Regions from separate parts of the Homo sapiens genome. Here region 2 is linked to region 1. A link is an interaction called in ENCODE POLR2A ChIA-PET data of the cell type or tissue named here. Cell type or tissue: HepG2. All regions are shown on one strand. Links, peaks and the distances in the headings refer to the core of each region. The heading gives the core; the rest is flanking DNA. Region 1 has its middle 41 kb from the start of ADGRF1. Region 2 overlaps ADGRF1 (adhesion G protein-coupled receptor F1).

What was found. Peaks named below come from ENCODE experiments on the same cell type or tissue, not always from the same donor. Only the 100,000 strongest peaks of a DNase experiment are listed, where the experiment ranks them.
Region 2: POLR2A ChIA-PET joins it to region 1 with 5 read pairs; 2 of 35 experiments call an interaction of 5 or more read pairs at or near these places.

What each region holds. Positions count from the first base shown.
Region 1 is chr6:47,079,098-47,088,551 of GRCh38, forward strand. No RefSeq gene overlaps it. Among named protein-coding and RNA genes, the nearest start is that of ADGRF1, 41 kb to the left of the region's middle. RefSeq lists a silencer at 5,702-5,902. In HepG2, for the core only: no CTCF peak of the experiment used is centred there; a DNase peak (open chromatin) is centred at 4,654.
Region 2 is chr6:47,023,968-47,033,421 of GRCh38, forward strand. It overlaps ADGRF1 (adhesion G protein-coupled receptor F1), which reads right to left. Exons shown (of 15, transcript NM_153840.4): 2 at 5,026-5,137; 3 at 3,737-3,794; 4 at 1,887-2,036; 5 at 77-250. The coding sequence starts at 5,094. Among named protein-coding and RNA genes, the nearest start is that of ADGRF1, 14 kb to the right of the region's middle. In HepG2, for the core only: no CTCF peak of the experiment used is centred there; no DNase peak of the experiment used is centred there; H3K27me3 peaks cover 3,588 bases.

The sequences.
Region 1 (9,454 bases), core at 2,760-6,759:
ATGTATAGTAAAATATTAACAAGATATGTCTGGGCAGCAGAGCCATCAACAGATGGCTGGGGAAGATTTCTCCCTGACTCTGCCTAATATCTCCCGTTTGTCCCTGTTTTAGATCAGACACCTAGATGCAGCGTTTGAGACAGGGATTTCAGCACATGCGATTTATTGAGGGGAGTCTCAGAAGAAAGGGAGAGCAGGAAGGAGACGGAGCAGGGAAAGAGCTAGACAAGAATGTCCTCACCTGAGCTCCGGCTTCACCCTAATCTCAGGGAGCGTGAAATGTACCCCAGAGTTGGTTCTGCTTCAGGCAAGGGGACCACCTATGTACCGCTCATTGGCTGCAGGCTGCCCCTGGGCTGAGGGTGGTGAACGTAACCTCCCTTGGGACTCCAGTCAGCCTATAGTAATTCTCTGAAGGAAGAAGGAGCAGCTGTAAACTGTTAGCAGCCCACACTCTTATCTGGTGAAGGATGGATACACTGGCTCAGTAAAAGGGACCTAGGTGCTGGGTAAAAAACCACCCCAAACTTAGTCACGGAAAACAACAGCAATCATTCATTTCCCTTACGAATCTACAATGTGAGCAAAGCTTGGCTGGACAACTTGTCACTATATTACATGGTATCAGCTGGTGTAGCTTGAACACTCGGGGGTGACGATGACTGCTGAGGACTGAAGTCATCTGAAGGCTCACGATGGTGTTGGCTTTAGGCTAGAACACCTATACGTGGTTTCTCCACAAGGTGGCCTCTCCTCCTCATGGCTCTGGATTCCAAGAAGGAGCATTTCGAGAGAACAAGGGGAACGCACTTGGTATTTTTATGACCTATCCTTGAAAGTCACAGTGTCACTTCTGCCTTACTGTATTGGTCCAGGCACCCATAAAGGACCAGCCAGATTCAAAGAGAAGTGCTATGGACTGAATGTCTGTGTCCCCCCAGAATTCATATGTTGAAGTTCTAGTCCCTAGTGGGATGGGATTTGGAGGTAGGAGCCTTGGGAGATGATTAGATTTAGATAAGGTCATGAGGGCGAAGTACCCATGATGGGATTGGTGCTCTTATAAGAGAAAGAAAACTGAGCCCTCTGTCTCTCCACCACTTGAGGACACCGTTAGAAGATGGCTGTCTGCGAGCCAGGGAGAGGGCCTCCACCAGAAGCCAGCCATGCCGGCATCCTGATCTTGGACTTCCCAGTCTCAGGAACTGTGAAAAATAGACGTCTGCTATTTAAGCCACACAGTCTATAGCATTTTGTTACAGCAGCCTGAACTAAGATAGGAGGTGTGTTAGTCTGTTAGGGTTACTGTAACCTAATACCACAGACCAGGTGGCTTAAACAATAGAAACTATATTTTCTCACAATTCTGGAGCTGAAAGTCCAAGATTGGGGTGTTGGTAGGGTTGGTTTCTCTGGGGGAACTCTCCTTGGCTTGCAGATGGCCACCTTTTTACTGTGTTCTCACATCATCATCTCTCTGTGTGTATACATGTCTAGTGTTTCTCTGTGTCTCCAAATTTCCTTTTCTTATAAAAACACTAGTCCTTATCTGGGTACAGTATCTCATGCCTGTAATCCCAGCATTTTGGGAGGCCAAGACAGGAGAATTGTTTGAGGCAGGAGCTAGAGACATAGCTAGCAACATAGCAAGACCCCATCTCTACAAAAAATTTTTTAAAAAATAAGCCAGGTCAGGCGTGACAGCATGTATTCCTAGCTACCCTGGAGGCTGAGGCAGAAGGATCACTTGAACACGAGGTTGAGGCTGCAGTGAGCTATGGTCATACCACTGCACTCCAGCGTGCAGACTGAGAGTGAGATTCAGTCTCTTAAAAAAAAAAAAAAAAAAGACACTAGTCCTTATAGATAAGAGCCCACCCTAAAGACTCATTTTAATTTAATCACCTCTTTAAAAACCTTAATTCCAAATAAGTTTGTATTCTGAGGTACTAGGTGTTAGGATTTCAACACACAAATATTTGTGGGGGGCACAATTCAGCCCATGACAGACAGCAGGAAACACAGACTTCACCACTCAGTGGCAGGAGGGCCAACATCACATTGTAGGAAGAACATGTGGGATAAGATATATTGTGGGGACCTTTGGAAAATACAAACGATCTCAGGCACCAACATTTACTTCAGTGCCTTAGCTTTTCGTCTTTCATCTTTGATTAGAACAAACCTCAATAAAAGTAAAATGTTTTGCAAAGAAACATTGACTCAGTTCTCTATAGTTGTCACTTTCCAACCAGTTTGCTGTCTTCCTACACAGAAATTCTGAAGCCACTACTCTCTTCTGGGTAATGGAACTATGAGTGCTGTGTTATTTTTAATAATAGTATATTCTTATAGATAGATTGTATGTTACATAAAGTGCATATATTTGTAAAAAAAAAAAGTTATAAAAATAATGCATTGATGAAATGTGGCATTGGTAAAGTACTACTTAAACTCCCAACCAGAATCTAAATTGTAGCAAATTGAGACTGCCGTATTCACTGTGTTTCAGAAATAAAGTCCCCCTCATATTGGAAGATTGTTATCTTTAAAAAAAAATTTTATTGTTCTTTATCGGATTAGAACTTAATGCAGGTTTGGCAATCACTGTTGATTGGCTATACAATGTTCTCTATCTTTCCTAACACACTTTTTATGTTTTATTACAACATTTTTAAATTAAGAATACATTTTTAGAATTAAAAATTAACAAATCATAAAATTATACACAGTGAACAATCTTCTTTCCACCTTTGTCATTTGCTCAGTTTCCAATACTCTTTTTATTTTTTTTTTGAGATGGAGTCTCGCTCTATCACCCAGGCTGGAGTGCAATGGTGCAATCTAGGCTCACTGCAACCTCCACCTCCCGGGTTCAAGTGATTCTGTCACCTCAGCCTCCTGACTAGCTGGGATTACAGGCACCTGCCATCATGCCCAGCTAATTTTTTTGTATTTTTGTAGAGATTGGGTTTCACCATGTTGGCCAGGCTGGTCTCGAACTCCTACCTCAGGTGATCCGCCTGCCTCAGCCTCCCAAAGTCCTGGGATTACAGGCATGAGCCACTGTGCCCAGCCAGTTTCCAATACTCTTCTTAGTGTATCTTTCCAGAATTTTATTGCATTTCAAGAAAATGTTGTCCTCCTTTTTCACAAAATGTAGCTCATTTTACACATTCTTCTATACACTTTGCCTTTGTTGCTTTATATTTTAGAGATCTTTCCATATAAGTTCATAGATATGCATACATCTGTGACACATGTAAGCATAGCAGATTACCCTCCATAGAACTGGCCCAACAGAATGTATTGTCACTTTTGTATTTTTGCAAATCTGATTGGTGAAAAATGGTATCTTTGTGTAATTTAAATTTATATTTATCTTACTCTGAGTGATCATGAGCATTATTTTATACATTTAAGAGTTATTTGAATTTCCTATTTTATGAACTGTCTATTTTTTTAACTCATTTTTTATATTGGCTTACTGGTCTTGTAAAAATTTTAGTTCTACTATCCTTTTTTATATAGAGAAATTCGCCCTTTGTCAGAAATATGAGCTCTGGCTGGGCGCTGTGGCTCATCTCTGTAATCCTAGCACTTTGGGAGACCAAGGTGGGTGGATCACCTGAGGCCGGGAATTCAAGACCAGCCTGACCAACACGGAGAAACCCTGTCTCTACTAAAAATACAAAATTAGCCAGGCTTGGTGGCACATGCCTGTAATCCCAGCTACTTGGGAGGCTGAGGTAGGAGAATCACTTGAACCCAGGAGGCAGAGGTTGCGGTGAGCTGAGACCATGCCATTGCACTACAGCCTGGGCAACAAGAGTGAAATTCCGTCTCAAAAAAAAAAAAAAAAAGAAAAGAAAGAAAGAAAAAAGAAATAAGAGCTCCATTCTACTTCTAAACTTCAATTTTGTTAGGTATTAGACTAGTTAAAACATCCTGATGCACATGCTTACTATGAAAACCTTAGAAAACGGAAAAAGAAAAATAATCAGCATAATCCCATAAAACAGATCCAATTGTTGACCTAAGCAACCTTTTCTTGACCTATTTCTCTAAAGAGATGAGAGTTACAGAAAAAGGAAAGGAGGGAAACATTTACTGAGCATTTACTATATGAATTTTATTCACATAATCCCATTTATAATCCTTAGAACAGTTCTATCAGATAACTTATTTCCATTGCATAGCTAAGAAACTTGAAGTTCGGATAGGTTTAAAAAACTGGATCAATATCACACAGCTAGTATTCTGAAGAAATCTAGTTCTTAAGAACTGGAACTGGAGTTCCAACTGGGAACAGCCAGACCCTAAAATTCCTGTTTGTCCCATAGTTCTTGTTGCATTCCCAGCCCCTGTGTTTTAAGAGTAGGCTGTTACATGTTTGAAGATCCATAACAATTGAATAACAGAGTCTTTACACTAGTAAAAAAGCTCTGCTGTTAAAACCAAAACCAAACCAAAATCATAACCCAGCTGATAACAACCCTAGTGAAGAAGAAGAGAACTTCGTTGTTGTTTTGAATACCACTAGAATTCATTTACTCCTAGTCCTGGAACATTTCACAAGTCAGGAACTGTCACATTCATCAGGAAGTAGAGCCCAGCTGGCTGTGGCTGGCTCTTGGCCATGTGCAGACAACCCCTGGTCATTTGTCAATGTTCCCCAGGAGTGCCTGCTTCATGTTAAAATCCTGGCAGTGTGCCTCACTCCACTGTATAATTGCACTGGCCGCAGTAAGGCTGACTAAATCCTAACGATGCTTCTGCTAACTCCATGGGCCCTGCAGGCTGGAAGTGTCCAGAAACAGAACAGGGCACACCCAAAAGTGCAGTCCAAAGACTGGAGGCTCCTCTGGTTTTTTGACATGGGTAAACATTTCACTGTCAAATTGTCAACATGCAGTACTGGCAGAGCTTTCTTCTGAGCTAGAATAGAATCTTGAAACTGGAATGGACATCAATCATTCCCTAATACCGTGTTTACAAACTGTCCTCTGAGGACCCCTGAGATGGTGGAGGTTTCCATAAGAGACCACGTTGGGGGCATCCAGGAAAACTAAACAGGTGAGGGTCTTCATTTTACGCCCTGTTCTAGTCCATTCAGCTGCTATAACAAAATACCGTAAACTAAGTAGCGTATAAACAGAAATTTATTTCCCACAGTTCTGGAAACTGAGAAGTCCAAGATCAAGGCAAATTCTGTGTCTGGTAAGGGTGCTTTCTGGCTCACAGCATCTTCTTGCTGTGACCTCACATCAGGAAGAGGCAAGGGATCTTTCTTGGACTTCTTTTGTAAGGCACTAATGCCATTTATGAGGGTTCACCTCATGATCAAATCGCCACCAAATCCCGCCCACTGCTAATACTCGTCACATTGTGGATTAGGATTCAACACATGAATTTGGGGGAAACATGAGCATTCAGATCATAGCACACCTCAAGCTCAACCAGATCAGCACTACTTCTATCTATGGCTTCCACATAAGATTTATTTGGAAATGGCTCCCAGATAAAACAAGCATGAGAACCACTTCATTTTACTGGTGTAGAAACGGAGGCTCAGAAAGGGTGTGATATGGCCAGGTCACATGGGAAGTTAGGGGCAGGCCTAGGACTAGTAGCTGACTCCTCAGCCAAAGCTCTCTCCACTCTGTGGGCTCTGTTACAGTACTGAGTCCTCCAGTTTGCTGTGTTTCTTGCCCTTCTTCTTAGGAATCTGCAGCCAGCTATTCCTCAAGCCCTCAGCTGTGGATCAAATCACTCTGAATTCTCAAAAGCTCCTATATGATGCCAAGTTCTCAGTAAAACTGTTCTTGGCTTTTCCCAAGTCTTCCCCAATCACAGCACATCCTGCTCAGCCCCGCATCATGCTGAGCCTTATTGGAGCCTAAGGCAAAGGAAAAATACGTGGCCCTATAAGCACTTATCAAGATATCCTCCTACACTTTAAATCAAGTAAAAGCATTAATAAAACCTCTGCCATTAAAACCAAAACCAAAAATCTTGTCTATACACAAAGCATCTCATCATTACCAACCCTCCTCATATGCCCACACAGGAGGATGCAAGAGCAACGCAGATCCAGGAACCAAGTGCTGATGGGAAACAGCCTTCCCTGTCGCACAATAACCCAATGTCATAAGACAAACAAACAGCAACACCTTGTCTTTATGTAAAATTTTGGTATTTTGTTAATCACAGCTTTTTACAGGAATTTTGTAGTTTTTTTTTCCAGTATTACATTAAAATGTTTATTTTGATTGCTGTGTTTTTTTGGTGCTCCCTTAAATTTTACTCCTGTCTCCCCTGACCCTAATCCCTATGCTGCAGTCGGGCAGCTCCTCCCCACCACAGGGATTTCCAGACCCTTGTCTAGTCATTTATAGAACCCAAAGACACAATAGCCCATGAGTCAGCCAATATTTTGTCCCCCTTAAAAATTCTGGATCTGGCCAGGTGTGGTGGCTCACACCTGTAATCCCAGCCCTTTGGAAGGCTGAGGTAGGTGGATCACCTGAGGTCAGGAGTTCAAGACCAGCCTGACCAACATGGTGAAACCCTGTCTCTACTAAATATAAAATATTAGCCAGGCGTGGTGGTGCATGCCTGTAATCCCAGCTACTTGGGAGGCTGAGACGGGAGGATAGCTTGAACCCAGGAGGTGGAGGTTGCAGTGAGCCGAGATTGCACCATTTCACTCCAGCCTGGGCAACAAGAGCGAAACTGAGTCTCAAAAAAAAAAAAAAAAATTCTGGATCCACCTCATTATTTTCTTATTTATCTCAGCCCTCTTTTCCCCCACCCAGTTTCAAATAAGAAGTTCTTTCTCAAATTCTAATCCACTTTGGAAGGCAATGTGTTCTCTGTAGGTATTGAACCAGAACAAGGTAAGACCTTTTGGACTAAGTCAGACATGTAGATTCCAGAAAACCATGTGAAGGAGTTGCTGAGGTTTGGAGTTCTCAGTTTAATTTGTATTCCTAAAACTTCTTCAGTCCTTGCAATTCCTCATTTACACAAAAAATAATGTGGGATTTGGGGCTGGCCCAGTATGGACTTCTCAGGCACCTTCATGCCTCCACAGCTGTTGATTTTGAAATAGCCCATGCTGACTTGGAAACCGTATCTCAAGGGAGTATGTGAATAATCTGAGGGATTAATGGCAGACAGGTTAAGCAACTTCCCCTGCTTTGTGGCATGGCAATACAGGTGCAAAGACACCAGGTTGAAAGAGGGACAATAATGTTGTTTTGCTCTTTTCCTTCCTTCTACAATATCTTGGAAGTGTAGTCAGCAACCTTCTTACCCACTTGTTTACCCAAATTAGTCCAAAATACTGGTAGTGGCTGGTTGTGGCTGGAACCTCTCTCAGCCTTACCTTCTCTAAGTCCAGGGACAACCAGCTGCAGGAAGCGGGCTTCAAAGGAGAGAGCCAGGAGTTTCTTACACATTTCCGAGCCTTGAACTTCAGTGGCCCTGCCCTTTTATGTTTACATGCCCCTAGTCTTGCTCATATCCCTAAATCTGGGATGTCCCATTTGAATTCTATTGCTTTCCTTCTTGTTCTCATTAAGGCTGGAGGGGTCATTTCTCTAGGGAGCCTTTTTAGATGCTCACATCCGGATTTTGCTAATCCTTTCATTCTGTGATTATAAGCTGAGGCTTCTATTGAGTGGGCCTGAAAATCTGCAGTAGAAGCATATCTGGAAGGCCGTAATCAAGTAAAGTTAAGTTGATATTCCATTTTAATTTCTTTGTTGACTTTTTAGCCATATCTACTTGCATGTTATTTTTAGTGTTTGCTCTAGGAACTATAATATACATTCTTAACTTTTAACAACCAACGTAGAGTTAATATAATACAACTTCATGTCAAATATAACAAATTTGCATCATTTGTGCAATAGTTCTAATAGGTATTACATCTACATATATTATAAGCTTCATATTACAGTGTTGTAATTTGGGGGTATTTTTTTTTAGATGGAGTCTCGCTCTGTTGCCCAGGCTAAAGTGCAGTGGTGCAATCTCTGCTCACCACAACCTCCATCTCCTGAGTTCAAGCGGTTCTCCTGCCTCAGCCTCCCCAGTAGCTGGGACTACAGGCACATGCCACCATGCCTGGCTATGTGCCTCTTTTTAGTAGAGATGGGGTTTCGCTATGTTAGCCAGGCTGGCCTCAAACTCCTGACATCGTGATCCACCTGCCTTGGCCTCCCAAAGTGCTGAGATTATAGGTGTGAGCCACCGTGCCTGGACAATTTTGGGGTCTTTTTAATGCACAGAGGACATCTTTCTGTTTCTTCATACAACAATTAATTTGAGATTATATCCCAGGCATTGCAAAAAAATACGCTGTAGAAACTTTGACTTCTGTTATGTTCCTCTGAAACGTATTGATTTCATGCAGCCATAAAAAAGAATGAGTTCATGTCCTTTGCAGGGACATGGATAAAGCTGGAAGCCATCATTCTCACCAAACTAACACAGGAACAGAAAACCAAACACCGCATGTTCTCACTCATAAGTGGGAGTTGAACAATGAGAACACATGGACACAGGGAGGGGAACATCATACACCGGGGCCTGTCAGAGGATGGGGAGCAAGGGGAGGGAGAGCATTAAGAAAATTACCTAATGTATGTGAGGCTTAAAACCTAGATGATGGGTTGATAGGTGCAGCAAACCACCATGGCACATGTATACCTATGTAACAAACCTACATGTTCTGTACATGTATCCCAGAACTTAAGGTAAAATAAAAAAAAAAAATTCTGCACATGTCCCCTAAACCTGAAATAAAAGGCTTTAAAAAGAAAAAAAAAGATATTGATTTCACAAGACAAGGATGCCTTCTCTCACCACTCCTATTCAACATAGTATTCGAAGTTCTGGCCAGGGCAATCAGGCAAAAGAAAACAATAAAGGGTACTCAAATAGGAAGACAGGAAGTTAAATTGTCTCTGTTTGCAGATGACATGATTGTATATTTAGAAAACCCCATCCTCTCTGCCTAAAATCTCCTTAAGCTGATAAGCAACTTCAGCAAAGTCTCAGGATACAAAGTCAATGTGCAAAAATCATTCCTATACACCAATAGCAGACAAACAGAGAGGCAAATGGTGAGTGAACGCCTACTCACAATTGCTACTAAGAGAATAAAATACCTAGGAATACACCTTACAAGGGATGTGAAGGACCTCTTCAAGGAGAACTACAAACCACTGCCCAAGGAAATAAGAGAGGACACAAACAAATGGAAAAACATTCCATGATTATGGATAGGAAGAATCAGTATTGTGAAAACGGCCTTAGTGCCCAAAGTAATTTATAGATTCAATGCTATCCCCATCAAGCTACCACTGACTTCCTTCACAGAATTGGAAAAAACTACTTTAAACTTCATATAGAACCAAAAAAGAGCCCACATAGCCAAGACAAT
Region 2 (9,454 bases), core at 2,929-6,928, 55 kb before region 1:
CAATGAGCAAGCGTCCCCTCTCTGTTGCATGTTGGGGTGGGAGAAGCCCCAGCCCAGAGCATTCTTAGTTGCTTACTTGTTCTCTCACAGAAATTGACACTCTGGCTGAGGTTGTTGAGATGACATTCACAGCTTGGGAGTGCTCCAGCCGTGTGAAGGTAGCAGTTCTGGGGATCAAGGCATGAGGGAGGAAACCAGGTGTAGCTGTCTTCACAGGTACACTGCAGGACTCCATTCAGGCTGTTGCAGTCTGCACAAGAAATAGAACTCAGTCTCATGGATTCTGGTTTATAAACTGACTACTGCTGAGCAGTGATTTTATTTTATATATGTTTATTTTTCAGATTAACTTCCTACATCTTCTATGAGTTTTGTTTTGTTTTGTTGCCTAGGCTAGAATACAGTGGCATGATCTCAGCTCACTGCAACCTCTGCCTCCTGGGTTCAGGTGAATCTTGTGCGTCAGCCACCTGAGTAGCTGGGATTACAGGCACGCACCATCACCCTGGCTAGTTTTTGTATTTTCAGTAGAGACAGTATTTTGCCATGTTGGCCAGGCTGGTCTTGAACTCCTGAGCTCAAGTGATCTGCCCGCCTTGGCCTCCCAAAGTGCTGGGATTACAGGCGTGAGCCACCGCGCCTGACCCTGAGTAGTGATTTGTGATCCTTAGCTCTCACATGGAATCTGGACCAAGGATTTGGTTGGTGCAAAAGTAATAGCAATTTTTGCCATTAAAAGTAAAATAATGGTTAATATTTCTCACCAAAAGCTAGAAGGATGAAACCAGGACAGCAATATAGTCAAGGTAAGAAAATGTCCAACTCAATAAATTCTGAGGTTGGTATCAGAAAGCTAACAAACATAAAGCTACAATGGCTGGGATTAGCATGCAAAAGAAGGATGTATACCCCATACATAGCCACTGCAATGGAAGAGAGAAGCAGAAGAGGACACTTGTAACAGGAGAGTTGTTTAAAGGATTCTAGAGCGTATTTGACCACCATCTCATTGGAGGCTCCTTTCTATCCACCTGCTACCACTCCCAAGTAGGCCTTATAAGCAAGATGACAAAGGCAGAGAAACATTTTTGGGGAAAGTCATGATGAAAAGTTTCTCTAGTAGCAATCCTATATGCCTGCCCCCTTCTATTACACCTGAAATTCCCACCGAAGTCGTCTTTTTTTTTCTTTCAGTAGATCAAGAACCAGGGCAAAGTCACCAGACACCTTTGTGAAAATACCCATGGTGTGCAGTGAATGGGTCTCAAGCTTTATTGCGACACAGAATCACCTGGAAGATCTCACCCTGGAGTTTCTGATCCTCTTAAGTCAAGACAAATGAAGAATTTGCATTTTTGCTAAGTTCCCTAATGCTGCTGCTGCTGGCCTGGGGACCATGCTTTAAGAATCACTGCTTTAGATCAATAATTTAACTTCTCTGAATCCCACCTTTGTGCTTATTAATGTTGTTTGCCAAATATTTCTTGCTGTCTTCCAGGTACACAGGATTGCATATCCTAGTCCCCTGAAGTTAAGTGGGGCCATGGAGCCAGTTCTAGCCAAAAAGTTGTTGGCAGAGTTACTGCGGTCACTTCTGAGTTAGAGAATTTAATTGCCCGTGGAAAACCCTCCAGTGTTTCATCTATTTTTTGCTCAGCATGGGTACATATGAGATAGGGTCTGATACATCACTGGGTACTGGTGGCAACAAATACAGCCCTCTGCCAATCTGCAATGGACATGTAGCATGAAGAAGATATAAAGCATTTATTCTTTTAAATCACAGAGATTGTAGGGATGATTGTTTCCACAGCATAACCCAACCTAGCCTGACTGATATACCCGCCTTCCCCATTTATACATCCAGTCACCGAGAGCCACCTTACCTGTGGTAGCCTTTGCTCTGATAATTCTAATTAGCCCATGTGACCATAATAATGGAGGCTTCAAGAGCTTCAGAAAATTTCTCAAATCTCTTTTCTCCTTGGAATCTCTATAGGTCACCTGAAGCAGCAGCTGATATTCTTCGACTGGGCCTAAAGAGAGAAAGAGAGTCAGAAACCTTTTTTTCTGTCCTTGGGGAAAATATTGCTGAGGAAGTGACTGAGAAACAATCATCAAATTTAGGTCAGGGACTCTACCATGCTGCTTGTTCCTGAGTTCCTCTCATCCAAACATGGACTAACAATGAACACTGAGGGTAAACACAAGCAAATGGTTCCCACACACGCCAAATATACGTCTGTCCTCTCACTTCTGCCAGGCCAGCTGCCCCAGTGCTGTCTGTCCCTCCCCAGAATCACTCTCCCAATGTTATACACTTCCTCAGGGCACACCCAGAGTCAAGCTTCAGGTGTCAAGACTGAAGGGGGAAGAGGTGAGGAAATCCAAGTCAACCTTCCCTCCCCCGCCCCCAGCTCTGATCTCCTTGAAGTATCTCCAGTATAAGACCCCTCAATCTCACACTTACAAAGAGCCCTTTCTTCTCCTGTGAAAATATTCCATTCGTTAGCTGCGTGTGGGTATTTATATGAAATCCAAAAGCAAAACAAACTAAATCTTCCCTTGAGGCTTGATGCACCCTCACCTCCAGCTCATCATTTCTGCACAGCACCTTTTCTTTCCCCACAGAGAAGCCATTAACTGATTTTGACAGGGAAAGGAGAGGAATCCTATGAGTCTTCTCCCATCCAAAATTCACTTAAGCCCATTCACATAAAACTTGACATGAAATTCCCAGGGGCTTCAAGGTCCCCCGAAGCTCACCTATGAAAGACCTGACATCTCACACCATTGCACCCCACTCCCATCTCTTAGTCTCCCCATCTCCTTACGGACTGGAGCCTCTTCCCCAGGCATTGGAAGTCCCCTCTGAGTGGTGGGACCTGAGACAAGACCCACTTCTCGTCCACGCAGGTGTGCAGTGGGGAACAGGGAAAAGGATGGCCCTGCTCACATCGTCAGGGGTTAATGGCACTGGTTCTGGAGCCAGATTGACTGGATTTGAATCCTGGTCCCTGCCCCTAGTTCTGTGCCTTAGTTTCACTATCTGTAAAATAAAGATGACCACTGTACCAGACTCAGAGGGTCAGTGTGAGGGTTTAATTCATCTAATGCACTTCAAATAGTCCTGCCACATAGTAACATCCCAACAATAGTTGCTATATTTTTATTGTTATTTTTACTGTCAGGGAAATTGTATTCATGTCATTCCAAGTTGAAATTTTGATTTCATTTTCCCAAAGAAGTATAGCCTTGCACAGTGATAGGTGCTATGGTACTATTAGCACATTGCTGTATGGCAGATTTATTGCATGGTATAAAAGCTATTGTAGACTGACCCGGGAACCTAACAACCACATGTGCATCACTGTTTCTGTGAGGAAATGTGTTCAGCACTAGAAACATCAGAACCACAAACTAAATTTCAGAACACAACTCATTTCTGGACTGGGGCTATGGCCATTAATTACATTGTTAGAATCAAGGCACAGAAGAAAAGGGCGTGTGTGAACAGCTACTTGCCAGGTCTGATGTAAGACACTGTGCTCTCATGATATTATTTAATCTTCACAAACGTCTTGCTCATAGGAATTACTGTCATTCTCCTTGTACATATTTGGATGTTTAATAATGTGCCTAGGATCATACAACCAGTCAGGGGCACCGCTGGGATTAGAAACCTGGTCCCTTGACACCAAAATCCACTGCACCATGCTGTCTAACAGAGCCTCACCTAGATGTTTTTTCTTATTCACAATGAGTTCTTTTTTTGTTTTGATGCCATCATTTTTCTGTTAAAAAGAAAAAAAATAGTTACGGTGAGACTTTGAAGAGTTGTGCTTCATAAGGCCTTGCTGAGTTTCCCAGATGAATTAAAATCATGAATCTAAAATCCAAGCCAGGGATGGTGGAGAGGCGGCCAGGGAAGGCCTCACTGGAGCAACTTTTAAGCAAACACCTGAAGAGTAAGAATATGCCTGGCAGGTAAAGGCAGAATGAGGACACCAGAGCCGCTGAGAGAGGAGAGTGAGAGGAGAGGCACAGGAGGTGGGGTCAGAGGGTCTCTGGGGAGGCAGGTTGTGCAGACCTTTATAGGCCATGGAAAGGGTTTTACCTTTTCCTTGAGCGAGATGAGAAACTGCTGGGTAGCTTTGAACAGGGGAAAAACATGCTGTAACTTACTTTGTAGCAGGCTCAATCCTGAAGCCCCATTGAGAACAGAGAAGCACAGAAGCAATGCGTGCATTTCTGGGGTTGTTGAAATCATGCAGGCAAGAGACAATGAAGGTGTGGATCAAGGTAGCAGCCACGGAAGTAGTGAGAAATTTTTGAATTCTGGATATATTTTAAAGGTAAAGCTTTAAAAGTAATGCCAGTGGTTTAGATATGGAATGTGAGAAGAGTCAAGCATGATTCTTAAGGTTTTTTTGCCTAAGTAGCTGGAAAGATAGTGATACCACTTGCTGAGATAGGCAAGAAGGATTGGGTTCGATTTTGAACAAATGAAGTTCCGAGGTCCGCTGGATTCCCAGCTGGAAATAACACGTAGGTAATGGATATGTGAGTGTGGACAGGGGAGAGGTCTGAGATGGAGCTATACAGCTGGGAGTCATCAGCATGTAGAGAATATTAAAACCATGATCCTAGATGAAAGCATCACTCAAGCGAGTGTAGACAGGAAAGACAGTGTCTAAGGATTGCTAATGTCCATCCATGTGATTTTTCTGCATCCGAGAAGCCATAGTACAGCATGTGTTGAACTGGAAAAGATCTCTAAGATAGTTTAATCAAAGATCCTCCTTTTGCAGTTTGATCATCTAAGCTCCGAAGAGATGAAATGACTTACTTATCCAAGGCCACACAGTGAATGTTGGTAATGTTGAAACGAGAACTCAGGACTTCTGATCTCAAGTACATTAAATTATGCAGTTGCAGTCCCCTAGAGAGTGAGGGGTTCTAAAAGTGCCGGAACGAGAGAGGAGAGTTAGTTGAGAAGAGATATGAGACATAGCACCAACTCACCCCCAGGAAGCCACCGTGGCCGTCAGTGAAGGTGAAGAAAGAAATGAGCCACAGCACTCCAACTTTCATTTTCCCTGGACTGAACAGCAGCAGTCGGGTGCATAGTCTGTGACTAAACAAGCAGGGTACCAGGTAAGGTAGAGGCACAAAAACAAGAAATTCAAGCCAAAATGTAAAAATGCACAAAGTGGTAAGGCCTCACTGAGCTGATCCGAACCCCTGGGTGTTTATGTTTCCACTCCACGGAACCTGTGACATCATGACTTCTGCTCCCATTGCAGATGTAGTAAATTTCCATCATTACAAACTTACTAGAAAACTGCTCTAGAGCTCTCTTCCAAGTGATGGTATCTGACTAAACACAGGTTTTTTTTTTTTAATCGTGACTTGCTTAACATTGCAATTAGGTGCATTTAACATCAGTCTTTTATATTTCACTGAGGTTTCCTTTTCATTTCAGGAAAGAAAAACATTAAAATAACCAAAGACTCTGTAAACCATTAATACCAGGATATAATTTGAGTGTTTAAGCATATAAATAATAATGAATCAATCCAGAAAATTTCCTTTTTCATAGTAGATATAATTAGCAAAAAGATGTCCTCGAGTTTATGGTTATCTCAAATAATTTAGATAAAACTCAGTACATAGACCTGGTCACAAGATTAATCACTTATACCCAGGTTATTTTGCATCAAAAAAATCACAAAATGTTAGAATTGTTCTGTCTAATACAGTAGCCATTAGCCATGTGTGGCTATCTAAATTTCAATTACAGTTAAAATTAAATTAAATTTAAAATTCAGTTGCTCAGTCACATTGACCACATTTCCAGTGCTCAGGGGCCACATGTGGCCAGGGGCTACCATATTGGGTAGCTCAACACAGAACGGTTACATCATTGCTAAGTTTTACTCCACAGCATTGATAGAACTTAAAGGAATACCTTCTTCTGGCCTCTCAATGTTTCTTTTACATCTCACAGGAGAAGATGAGAAAGTTTGATTCCCAAACTCAAGAGTCCTCCAGTGGAATAAGTGTCCTTGCTTAGCAGTCCAGAGTACACAGAGTAGGGCTCTCCATCCAGCCCTTACCTTGCTTCCTGGGTGTGCTTAAACTTCATACAAACCCTGCTATTTCTCCAGTGCCACCCCACACTGCCCTCTAATCTAAAAAGCCGAGAAAAGGCATTAGAGACAGGGAAGAACTACCATAGAGGTGGCCTATGTCTCAGCAGAGACCTTTTCTAGGGCTTTCTAGGGGAGCATGAAAAATAGGCAACGTGACATGTACAGCTTTTGAATTTACCTTTTCCTTTCGGATGAATGGTCCTCTTATGCCCCACCTTCCTGTTTGCCAAAGACTCCTTGAAAATCTATTGCTTTAAAATTCTTTGGCAGCAGCCTGGGCTCTAGATTATTCTTCAGGGTCTTGTTTCCCCACAGCTTATCTGCTGTGAGTTCTATTCCTTCCCGCCTGCGCTTTCTGCTTTCTAAAAGTGATGAATATTTTTCTCTCGAGCAGTGTTTTACAAACTTTCTTGACAGGATCCCATAGAAAGAAAGATATGTGATAACATGAATATGTGTGTGTGTGTGTGTGTGTGTGTGTGTGTGTGTGTGTGTGTACCTTGGATATTTTCTACTTGTTTTTATTTCATTTTATTAGTAAATTGCTATATTCTACTAAACTGATTTTGCAATACCCTCATGAAGCACAGTCACATTGCAGAGTGGGGGTTGTGCCCCTTCCAGCCCCTTTTCCACTTTTTCTTCACTCTTTTTTTTTGAGATGGAGTTTCTCTCTGTTGCCCAGGCTGGAGTGCAGTGGCATGATCTCGGCTCACTGCAACCTTCACCTTCCGGGTTCAAGCGATTCTCCTGCCTCAGCCTCATGAGTAGCTGGCATTACAGGCGTGCATCACAACGCCTGGCTAATTTTTGTATTTTTAGTCGAGATGGGATGTCACCATGTTGGTCAGGCTGGTCTCAAACTCCAGACCTCAAGTGATCCGCCTGCTTCGGACTCCCAAAATACTGGGATTACAGGCATAAGCCACCATGCCCGGCCACTTTTTCTTCACCTCTAGGGAAGGATTTTTTAATTTGAATTCCCAGGAACTATTTAGACCACAGTTTATAGTGCTGGAGCTTTCAAATGGGATAACAGTTTTGGTGCCTGCAGAGTGATCCGTTCTGCCTCTTTGTGCCAGTCTGTTTCCAAATGGGAGACCTGGCCTGCATACTGCTCTCTGCTCACTCTGTGTCTCTCTCTCTCTTCTCTCTCTCTCTCTCTCTCTCTGTCTGACTCTCTCTGTCTCTCTGTCTCTCTCTCTCTCTTCTCTCTCTCTCTCTCTCTGTCTCTCTCTCTCTCTCTCTCTCTCTCTCTCTCTCTCCTTGAAAAATCTTCCTCATACATGTACTCCAGGCCTGAGGCTGTAAAGGCAGCTTGAGAAAGCCTGAGGACAGCTCTGGGCATTGTGGGAAAGCCTTCTCTCATAGACTCCACCTCTTTATTCCCTCTTCTCCCACCCTAGAGATATATTCTGGCATCCTTGGACTTGCTACAGATGGTAAACTGTAACTTAGCATCAGAATTTCAGACAAGTGAGGAAGGGAGGGAAGAGAAGGAAAGGAGAAAACATTTAGGAGCTCATTAGAAAATGTGGGTGTCCCCGTCTCACCCTAAACCTACTAAATCTTGGACAGGTCAGGCCCAGCTATGTATATTATAATTATAATTATTATTATCGAGACATGTTCTTGCTCTGTCACCCAGGCTGGAGGTGCAGTGGTGTAGTCATGGCTCACTGCAGCCTTGACCTCCTGGTTACAAGTGATCCTCCCACCTCAGCCTGCCGAGTAGCTGAGACTACAGGCTAATTCTTTTAATTTTTTTTGTAGAGACAAGGTTTCACTATATTGTCCAAGCTGGTCTTAAACTCCTGGGCTTAAGCAATTCTCCCACCTCAGCTTCCAAAGTGGGACTACAGGCATCAGCCACCATGCCAGGGCAGCCCATGTGTATTATTAAAGCTACACAAGCAATGCTCACATCCAGGCAGGTTTGAGAGCTGTTATTCTAGACTGTTTTAAGTATAGGAAAAACGATTTCTCCAGGGGAAAGCGGCTGAGGGAGAGGTTGTGGCACCTGTGGCCTCCACTCCGCCCCCTCCTCCTTAAAAAAATAAAAATAAAATAAAAAAATAAAGATTTCTCCACCTAGCCTGGTCGTGTGATAGGAGTTCTACTCTGGGATTTGAAACCAAAGCTCAAGCGAATCAAACTTTTTTTCTTTGCTTCCTTGGTGCATATAGCTCCCTCTGGGATACCGTTGGAAGATTTAGGAAGTAAAAATACAAGGTACCCTCAAAATTTTGAATTTCAAATAAACAATATTTTTTTAGTTAAGTATGCCTTGTGCAATATTTGCAACATTATTTGTTGTCTAAAATTATTTGTGTCTTATCTGAAATTCAAATTTAACTGGACATCCTATATTTGACAACTAGTCAAAGGTGGGAAAAAATGAAATCTCAAGGCACATGGTCAAAATGGGCTCTGTAGCTGTACTAGCCAGGGTCCTGTTCCCAGCTTTGACATTTATCAACTGGATGCCCTTTGGAATTGTCTCAGATTTTCTATACTTTGGTTTAGTCATCAAGAATACAAGGAAAATAGTATTTAATTCACAGGTTCTTAGGAGAATTGAATGAGTACTTTGCAAGTAAGGTACCCAGAGTGGTGCCTAGTATTTCAACCTTACCATCAGTTTTTATAGTTACTTGCTGGATTGTGTCAGAATTTGACTTCTCTGAGTGCACTTGGGTTAACTGATGGCCATCACTCTGGAAATGGAGGGATCCCAGCTTTGAAGCAATAAAGTACATTTTTACAGTAATTGAATTATCTGACTCAAAGGAAGGTCCACAGCAGCAAGGATGTCAGGGATTGCTTTGCGTGTGTGCAGGGTCATCATAAATCCCTCTGAACTTCGCCTTTAGTAAACATAAACCCCATGGTATTTTCATCGCTTCCCTTCCAAGCCGGAATGGTCCTGATTATTTAGAAATTCTCAGAATCCTTGTGTCCTTGCCACAGATGAGGAGCTGTTGTTGTCATTAGAGCATGACATGTTTCCATCACACCTTGTGCTGTGGCTGCTGGGGCCAGTGATGCCTGAGCTGCAGCTGTGTGGGCACCAGCTTCCGTGGGAAGGCTTGGCCATGGTGGGACGCCCCCTCCGCACTTCCTTGAATTCATTCAGTGAATTCATTCCCTGTCCTTCAGTTTACAGGGAACAATCATTAGAACGTGCTATTATGCCTCTGGAGAGGGCTGGCTGTTGTCTCCCTATTCTTTCAGTTATATACTTACGGACTCCAAATATCATTTATTTATGCCAACAGCTGTCTCCTTATCAACAGCAG